Regions from separate parts of the Homo sapiens genome. Here region 1 is linked to region 2. A link is a loop called in an ENCODE intact Hi-C map of the cell type or tissue named here. Cell type or tissue: chondrocyte. All regions are shown on one strand. Region 1 has its middle 13 kb from the start of ATOH8. Region 2 overlaps POLR1A (RNA polymerase I subunit A).

The links. Hi-C counts contacts between places; a loop is a spot of excess contacts. Peaks named below come from ENCODE experiments on the same cell type or tissue, not always from the same donor. Only the 100,000 strongest peaks of a DNase experiment are listed, where the experiment ranks them.
Region 1: a loop joins it to region 2, with 2.6 times the contacts of the local background. A loop is called at or near these places in 18 of 110 quality-filtered maps.

The regions. Positions count from the first base shown.
Region 1 is chr2:85,738,880-85,743,879 of GRCh38, forward strand. No RefSeq gene overlaps it. Among named protein-coding and RNA genes, the nearest start is that of ATOH8, 13 kb to the right of the region's middle. In chondrocyte, a CTCF peak has its summit at 3,063; no DNase peak of the experiment used is centred here.
Region 2 is chr2:86,077,623-86,082,622 of GRCh38, forward strand. It overlaps POLR1A (RNA polymerase I subunit A), which reads right to left. Exons shown (of 34, transcript NM_015425.6): 8 at 3,979-4,084; 9 at 3,194-3,356; 10 at 492-662; 11 at 237-359. Among named protein-coding and RNA genes, the nearest start is that of POLR1A, 26 kb to the right of the region's middle. In chondrocyte, CTCF peaks have their summits at 1,338 (motif pointing left), 1,548, 2,461 (motif pointing left), 2,667 and 1 weaker place; a DNase peak (open chromatin) is centred at 2,480.

The DNA.
Region 1 (5,000 bases), 340 kb before region 2:
GTGCACCATAGTCACATGGGAACGTAGGCTGATAGAGGCTGATGCGTGCTTCCACAGTTGCAGAGGCAGGTGAAGGAAGTTTAGCCAATTGTACACTGGCCCTTAAGGCTTCTGTCTAGAGTGACACATGCCCCTTCTGCTTACAATTCATTGACTAAAGCAAATCTCATGGCTGTGCCTAATTTTAAAGATGGAAGAGTCGTGCAATGCTACTGTCTGTGTGGAAAGAGGAGAAACAGGAATATCTGTGACCAGCTTTATTGACTGCCACAGAGTAGGGAGCTGGTCCCTAGAGCTGCCTCAGATCCCACAGGCTAAAATTTCATGTGGCCCTGCCATCCTGTGATCCTGGTTTATACTTACACAATGTTCCTCTTACCCCACACATGCTTCACAGTGCCCACCATCCTCCACGTACATTTGTGTATTTCTTGCAGCTTAAGACATCCCTCCCTAGACTTCTTCCTTCTTTTGAATGCTCCTTTCCCAACTGGGGGCTCCCTCCTTCAAACGGTCTAATGCGGCACAAATTCCTTTGTGTCTTTGTTTTGCAGCAAGGTGGGAGGATCTACAAACCCTTTTACTGGGGAATATCAGAGAAGACTGCCAGAAATTCTACTTGTACACATAAAGACCTTGTAGGTTCCCCTGGCAGACACTGTTAATAATACAAATCTATATGGTATTCTAGTGCTCACTATTTGCTAAGCACTGTGCTAAGAACTTTGAATTATCTCATTTAAAATACTTTTGGCTGGGTGCAGTGGCTCATGCTTGTAATCCCAGCACTTTGGAATGCAGAGGTAGGAGGATCGCTTGAGACCAGGAGTTTGAGACCAGCCTGGGCAATATAGCAAGACCCCCATCTCTAAAAAAAATTAAAATATTAGCCAGGCGTGGTGGTGTGCACCTGTAGTCCCAGCTACTTGGGAGGCTGCAGTGGGAGGACCACTTGAGCTCACTAGTTGGAGGTTGCAGTGAGCTGTGATTGTGGCACTGTACTAGAGCCTGGGTGACAGAATGATACCCTAACTCTAAAAGAAGAAAAATAAAATAAAATCCTTAAAACCTCACTTTGCAGATGAAGAAGCTACGGCATAGAGAGGTAAGCAACTCTCTCGGTGCACCTCATATTCCAGTACACACCCAAGAGAGATGGTGGGCTTTTGGGGCTGATGGACCAGCCCTGGAGACTGAGGTTAATCTCTGGGGAGGGAAGTAAAAGGAAGGAGGCCGCTTCAGGTGGGCAGAGCTTACCTCCAAGGAAGAGACAACCTGGGATCCAGGAGAAACACACTTAATGGGGCAGAGTGTGGTGTCCTTCAGATGCACTTGGCCCAGACTCAAGTTATTCGAGAAGATTGAGAAACAAAAAGAAAAGAAGCTGTCTCTGGTTGAGCACGTATAGTGCCCAAACTGTGGTCTCTAAGTATCTTTTCTCACTGAAGGGAACCAAGGCTTCTTGGAGAATTGCCTGTTTCCAGGTCTGGGGCAACAAATACACAAGATGAGCCCAGAACATCCTGAACCAGAAAGCGAGAAAGTGACCAAACACCACGAGGGGCATGTCAAAAGGACTCAGGTGCCAACTTGAAGGAGCTCCCACTGGATAAAATGGGATTATTTGTGCATCCCAAAACAAACCAAAACAAACATACAAAAATCCTGCAATGAGCTGAAACACATCAAATATTGTAAAATCCAAGAATTCAAAATGACAACAAAAAAGAACCAAGTCACTATTCTGAGAACTGATCAATTAAGGAAACACGTTTTTTTAAAAACTGTCTTTGGGGCCTCCCAGATACACAGCGAATTTGAGGGTTAGTTGGAAGGCACCCCATGTTCTCTCCAAGATTCTTTTACTGGCTTTCTCCAGGCCTGAATTTCCACCATTAGAGACTCATTTCTTTGGGTTTACAAAGTTTCGGAATCAAAGTCAAAATACCCTTGGGAAAGGTTTGTTGACTACTGTCCTTGAAGATCGTGGTAAAGGGAAAGTGGAAAGTCCTGTGGTTCCTAGGGTCTGGATAGATAGTGCTACAGCCAGAGAAGAGGAGCCAGGAAGGTCAAAGGATTTGGCAACATCAGCTCGGGCAGGGATTCTTCAACCTGAATGTGCAGGAGAATCCCATGGCTGGCCATCTAAAGTTCAGCTCCTCAGTGGCCCAATCACATGGGTTCTGATCCAGCAGGTAGAAAGAATGGAAGAAAGGTACATTTTATTACATACTCCAGGTGATTAGGACACAGGCGGTCCTGCCATCGCCCTCTGGGGGACACTGGATCTTCCTTCTTGGACTGTGTACCTTCCTGCTCCAGAGCCCCTGACCATCAAGCTGAGCACCGACAGCCACTGCAGACTCCATCAGGCCCTCTCTCTGGGATCTCTTCGGTACTGCCAGCTCCCTTAAAGGTGCCAGGCTCTTCCCTGTATGGAGAAGCTGGCACCATAGAGAAGCGACCCAGCCACACAGGTCCTGGTGCCAGCTCTGAGCTGCCTGCTCTCGTCCTGTCTCACGGCTTCCCAAGCTGACGGACCTGCCTGGCTTCTCATGTGACTGCCCACTCACTCCTGGCCTGATGCTTGACAACACGTCTGGGACTCTCCTGGGCCAAGGACCCTACATCTCAGCCCAGGTCCCGCATGCTCTCTCAGTCCTGGGATCCCTGTCTCCTTTCCCATGCCACCTCCCAGCATCCTTGTTCCTGGGCAGGAGGTGCTTTGCAGCCCTGCTCCTCAGCTCTGTGACCCAGCCAGATTGGTGGCCAACTGCCCTCACTCTGGGGTCAGCTAACCACCTCTCTGTCCTCCTCCTCACCCTGCCACCTCACCTAGTCCCTTCCACCTCCATGGACTTCCCCTGGGGCCTCCCTCCCCACATCACAACCCTCCTTTGCTGAGATGAGCCCCACATCCCATGAGCTCATCCTTTCTTAGCAATGCTCCTCGGACCACCTCTTCCCCATGGACTGAGCCCCAGCTGGGGGCTGACCTTCGGCATCAAACGCCTGGCCCTTGACTCACAGCTCCCCTGTTCTGACACCCGGCCTTTGCCTGACCCCATGGGCAGGCCTGGGCGCCAGCCTTGCCCCCCCTGGCTGGCCCGTCCCCCTGCCGCCTGAGCCTGGGTTATGACATCTTTCCACTGAGCAGCTCTTATTTTGAGAAGGCAAACACGGCGGCGCCCACAGGCATGTGCACACGCCAGCACACGCACACACATACCCTGTCCATCCCCGGACTCCTCGCGCACTGGGGTTAAAATGTGGCTGGCCATGTTTATTTTTCTTCCTCTAATTTCCCCTTTGGAACAAACAACAGTCCTGTAACCCCGATCACCCTCCCCTTTCAGATCTGTGGTCTCCCACCACCCTTCTCCCGGGTCCTCCCCTCGCAGCTGTGAATGAGAACAGAGTAAGTCTTTTAGCGGGAGGCAGCAGCCTGAATGAATTGATCACAGCCTCAAAGCCAGCAGGATGGGGGGATGGTGAGCATGTGTGTTTGCTTCTTAAACGCTATTTGTACACCCTGAAGCTTCTATTTTTCCATGTGACTTGGAGCAAATGCCTTCCCCCAGCCCTCCATCCTTTTAAAATTTATTTCATTTCATTTTTGGTCCAATGCATTTTGTTTTCTGTTTTCTACAAGGGAGCCCGAATCAGGGCCTCAGAAAAACAAGGCCGAGCTGCCAACTGGAAATGTTTGCTCTGGGGGCGAGTTCGGAGGCTGGCGTCAGGCGGGGCAAGATCCGTGCCAGTGGAATGTGATTTGGGGAGGAAGCTGCAGGTCACTCAATCGCTGGCAGCCAGCCCGGGAGCAACTGGATGCTTTCTGGGCTGTGTGTGTGTGTGTGTGTGTGTGTGTGTGTGTGTGTGTGTGTGTATGTAGAGTTTTTTCCCTCATGCAAACAGAGCTCTGGAGACATGGAGACAGAAGCATTAGGAACAAATGAGACAGGGGGTTGGAAAATCAGGGGATCTGGGGGAATAAGGTGGGCTGGGGCGGGGAGAGGGTGCCAGGAGCTTGAGCAGCCATGTTATTCAGCATGTGCTGTGTGTTCAGCTCTGAGCTGGGAGCCTGCAGGAGCAAGGAGGGCTGCAAACCACATCAGCCCCCAGTGATCTGTGGGTTCTTTGGAGAAACAAGGCTTTCAGTATAGAACACTGGCAGGTGAGCCTGGAAGTTCCCAAGAGCGGAGTGTGTTCCTCTGGGCTGAGTGTGTCCAGGGAAGGCTTCCTGAAGGAGGTGTGGTAGGATCAGAGCCCTGAAGCATGTATGGTACTGCACTGAGAGGAGAGGAGAGACGTTCAAGGTGCAGTTATTAGCTGCCATCTGCCAAGCCCTGTGCTCAGCCCTTTACATTGATAATCTCCCTTTAATCCTCACAACAACCCTATGAGGGCCAGTAATCTTTCTATCCTAGCTTTGCAAACAAGGAAACTGAGGCCCGGTGAGATCAAGGAACTCAGCCAAACTCCCAGCTTGTAGGTGGTGAGCCAAGGGTCAATTCGGGACCATCCTTGTCCAAAGCCTGGGCTCTGTCCACCACCGCTGAGGGCCACTTTTCACTTAGCCGAGTTCCTTGTGGAAGGGCTTGTTTTCCCTGCCCCACTCAAAAGAGGATTGTTGAATTCAAGATGGGGAATGTTGGGGACCTAAGATGCCAGGGTAGACTTCCAGGGGGCAGTGTGACAAACGCTCCGAAGCCAGAGAGATAAACTACCTTGTTTCCTTGTTCCCAGGAGGTAGTGGCTGGGCCCCTTGGCAGTCCCCCCAGGGTTCATATCAGGTCAGCCCTCTCCTGCAGCCTACCCCCCTTACCAATGACCCACGCCACCCTCACACTCCCCCACACACCCCCATCACATGTCAAGTTCTTTGCCACCCCAAAGTGAAGGTCCGCCCACTTCCAGGAGTCCTCAGAAGTTATCTGTGTTGTTCTGAGTCACGCACGAAACTCAGTGAACCAGACAGAATGGATTTTCCCCAGGCAGCC
Region 2 (5,000 bases):
TAAGCCTAGCAAGGAGTGACAGCAATGCCATCATGCAGCTTCCAGTCACCTCCTTGTGGGCTGTCCAGGAAGAGGCAGAAGCTAGTTCCGCCCAAGCCAGAATAATCTGCTGCACATCCTGTCCCCAGTCCTCTGCGGCATTCTCATCTGCCACCCACGGGGAGCAAATGAGCCCTGCACGCGCGCGCGCACACACACACACACACACACACACACACACACACACACACACACACCATGGGAATTCCAATTTCGTTGGTGTTGATGTACATGTCTGGGCAGATGACTGAGCGCGCAGCGTAGTCCACTCGCTTTCCCATCATGTGTTTTCGGAACAGGCCTTCTTTCTTCTCCAGGATCTTTATGGAGAAAAAAGGTCATAAAAAACATTCAACAAGAATTCCAGTAGGCTTATTAGTTTCTTGTTTCAATACACAATGTTTATTATTTATCTTCTGTAGCTAGCAATGGGAATCCAGTTTTTTGCTCACCTGCCTAATGCCTGGGTACTTGTCCATCATTAGTTTGTCCATCTCGCTATCAAACACAATATTGACGTGGCTCTGAAGGCGAATCCAAATGTTGTAAAGTTTGTCTATGAGGGACTGGCCTGGAAGTGTACTCAAAAAGGATCGGTCAATAGCAATCAAAGAGTCTTTTTCCTGGAAGATGAAACCAAGAAAACAGGGATGATGGAAAAAAGCTCCAAAAGGCCTGGCTTGATTTAATTTTTCTTTCTTACCCTGGATCTGACAACTATGCACTCTGGAGTTTATCTCCTCTGAACCTGACAGATCAGAGACAAACATGCTAATAAATCAATCTTGTAAGTACATGTCAATAAGACATATCAGCACTATTATATATTTACCAGCCTGTCTCTTTCTAGTAGTAAGATGAACTCAAAATTTATAAGCATGCTTCTTTCTTAAGGCATTTTTGCTGAAATCCCTTAATATGCAATTCCTAAAGAAAACTAAGAAGTCCTTCCCACATCAGTACATTTCTTATGAAGTTCTGTTATCTTGCCAGATAACCAATTCTCACATGCAGTTTCAGTTTTATTTATGGCTTTGAAAAACTTGATCCAAACCAATTACAAACATGCAGGTGGAACAATTTCTTAAAAGGAACTAGGTTTGCCATACGATATTCTATGTCATCAACTAAGATGTGGGTCTCCAGCTGAGCTATATCAAGTTAGTGGCTGATTGCCAAGTCTCATTGGAATATTTAACCAATCCTTTTTTAATATTTTTGCCCCTAGCCCTGTCTCCTCCTCTCTCCCACTCCCTACCCAGGGGACAGAAATACACAGAAGCCTTCAGCTGGCTTAGAGCACCACCTATTGATACTGTCTGGCCACCTACTGGCCCAATCGACTGGGTATGACACAAGGAGACAGATGGTCCCACGTCTTCCAGTGTGGGCAGATAAGAGAAGAAACCTGTCAGTGTCTTGAGGTGGGAGGGTGAGGGTGGGTGAAGATTCAGTAAACGAGAATGTTATGAAAACCCAGTAGTGATGAAGTGGGCTTGTCATCAAACCTGAGGAACACAGGAATCTTCTTTAGCTCTAGGGAAAATAGATGTATTCTACATAAAACACTCAGGGTCCCCTTCTGGCTGGAGTCCCAGAGGGAGATACGATCACCTGCATGATGACCGGGCCCTGTTAGCCCAACTCACTGCTCATGGCATTACCTGGCTCAAGACCAGTGATTGTGAAATGAGTGAGAACTTGTCTCACTGGAGTATCCCCAATGCCTAGACGGTGACTGGCAAGGGCTGCCATGAGGATGGAACACAGAGAGTAAGGGGGGAGAAAAAACACATCCTGTCAATCACAAGGAAAGAGGGCAGTGGGACATAGGAATCAGAGGATGCTATTTGCCCCTCAGAGGCGAAGCATTTGTTTGACAAAGGGGACGACCAATTTTTCTTTTTTTTTTAATTATTGAGATGGGGTCTAACTCTGTTACCCAGGCTGGAGGGCAGTGGTGCGATCACAGCTCTCTGCAGCCTCGACTTCCCTGGCTCCAGTGATCCTCCCACCTCAGCCCCCTGAGTAGCTGGCACCATAGGCATGAACCACCATGCCCAGCTATTTTTTGTATTTTTGGTAGAGACAGGGTTTCGCCATGTTGCCCACCTGGTCTAAAACTCCTGGGCTCAAGTGAACCTCCTGCCTCAGCCTCCCAAAGTGCTGGGATTACAGGCTTGAGCTATCATGCCTGGCCAGGCTGCCCGATTTTTAAGGGACATCAACCCTGGTCACTGGGTACAGTTATCCCATGGTCTTTTCTTGGAAACTGCACTAAGGCATGCACATGGCTGATGTCTTTTACACTAAGGAGTTTTTAAAAGCACACCAATGCGGGCCGATCAGGAAACAAGCAAAACCACAGAAAGCCCCAAGTGTAACCTGCACCATAAGTGTCCAAGAGACAGTGGCGCCACCTTGTGATGGGCCTGGCAGACAGCGGGACTGTCGCAGCGGCTGGAGTCTGAGAACCCGGACTGTCTACCCAAGGCTGCCTATTTGCATCCAGAGAGTACTTTAGAGCTGGGAAGGATCTTGATGACCTCAGCAAGCTTCCTGGGTGCCCAATTCACCTTTGTACCCACTGAACACCTACTAATTAACCCGGCACACAGATGGGGCTCAGGAAATGTTAGTTGAAACTGTCCTATTCTGAGAGGAATTTCCACTCTGCAATACTGCCTTCCTGACCCCAATGCTGGAGACATTAACGTGTCCAAAATAGAGCTGGCAACATGAGCTCTAGTACTGTGACCCAAAAGGGACACTCTTAAAGCCTGAGGGAAGTAGGCTATTCTTTCTAGAGCTGCGAGAGCTGGTAGCCCGGAACAGCCTAGGTGTGAAATCTCACCACAAATCACATGCACTTTATAGCAGACACTAGTATAAGGAAGTGACTCAACTAGGGTCACCTGGCATGGTCGTTCGGTGTAGAAGCTAGACCAGAACCCACACCTTTCCATGCTCAGACCCATGTGTGTCCCCCTAATGTTCCTAGGTGCCCCCTAAGCCCAGAGCTCACACTAAGGCTGCTGCCAGCTGCACAGAACATCCCAGGAAGCATCTCCCAGACCCAGTGTCTACATCCACAGCTCACAGAGTTAGCACTAAGCATGTGTGCTCATCACATCAGCAACAGAGCAGCCCTGACCTCATCTGTAGTGGGTGTGGCCACTTCCTCTGGCAACTTCTGTTCTTGGGCCATCAATGCCAGAAGTTTTCGAATCAGAACTACATCCTTCATGACAGCCTGCAAGTTCACCGTCTGGCCATTAGTAAACATCTGGTCTCCTAGGCGACTGACTGGGCGATACCTGCAGGGGGACATACGGAATAAATGAATGTTTAGTGTGAGGAAAGGGTCATGTTCTTCAGCCTCTCACCCATGCCTACTGTAGGGAGCACACCCCACCATGCTCAAAACAACCAACCTTCCTAACCAACATTCCGGCTGGGTGTGGTGGCTTAAGCCTGTAATCCCAGTACTTTGGGAAGCCATGGCAGGTGGATCACTGGAGGTCAGGAGTTCGAGACCAGCCTGGCCAACATGGTGAAACCCCATCTCTATGTAAAATACAAAAATTATTTGGGTGTGGTGGTGCGTGCCTGTAATCCCAGCTACTCAGGAGGCTGAGGTAGGAGAATCACTTGAACCCAGGAGGCAGAGGTTGCAGTAAGTCAAGGTCATGCCACTGCACTCCAGCCTGGGAGACAGTGCAAGACTCCACTTCAAAACAAACAAACAAAAACAACCAACATTCCTATTGCGTTCACAACAAACGGGAAGGAAAGCAAGCCCTCCCACCACCTGCACCTGGAGCGGAACTGCAGCTTTGTCTCTCAGTGCCCTTGGCCCTTTCACCTCTCCTAGAGGTCACATTTCAGTTCCTTAGTACGCTTTTTTTCAGGTGAAATAAGTTAATTAAAGGGTATTACCTTGAGGGCGGCACCACCAAGAAATCTAGAAAGAACACACTGGGATTGAATCTGGATTCCATACCATCATCATCCATTCCCGAAAAAAGGTAGTTCAGAAAGAATCCTGCGTTGGAAAGAAATAAACCAAGAAGACCATTTAAATCTATCACTAAGGGCATGGGAGGACAACCATAAAAATATTACTGAGTGAGGAAAAAACAGAATACAAGATAATATGTAGAGTTAAGGTCACAGTTTTCTTTTTTGAGAAAAGGTCTCACTCCTGTCGCCCAGGCTGCTGTGCAGTGGTGCGATCATGACTCACTGCAGCCTTGATCTCCCAGGCTTAGGCAATCCTGCCACCTCAGCCTTCCAAGTAGTTGGGACTACAGGTGCGTGCTATCATGTCCAGCTAATTTTTGTATTTTTTTTTTTAAGAGATGAGGTTTTGCTTGGTTGCCCAGGCTGGTCTCGAACTCCTGGGCTCAATTGATCCACCTGCCTCAGCCTCCCATATTGCTGTGATTGGAGGCATGAGCCAACGTGCCTGGCCTCATTTTTCTTTATAAAAACAAAAAATAGCCCCTGTGTACATGACAGTTTGTATGCAGGGGATATGATAGCATAAAAATGGGTACTACAGGGACAATAGCTCTTAAACCAGGGACTGAGATGGGCAAGGATGGGGAAGAAACTTCACTTGTTTTTAATCACCCTCCTGGACTATTAAAACACAGACAGCACACACATCATTACTTTGATCTTCATAAAAAATATGTTGAATAAAAAAATTTTTTTTTAAGTTAGCCTCCTCCCACCCCTAACAGTTACTGCCAAGAAAGGATCTTCTGTGGATCAAAGCTTTATTTCAGGTTTCTGGTTACTTTAAAAAATGCCTAGAGAAAAAGATTAAAATGTACTAGGGCCTGCCACAGAAGCAATCATACTAACTCCAGTGCTTTTTTTTTTTTCTGATACCTCTTTAACAACATGTTCATTTGTAAGCGCTTATTACACAGAGGTTATAGTCAGCGTTCCAC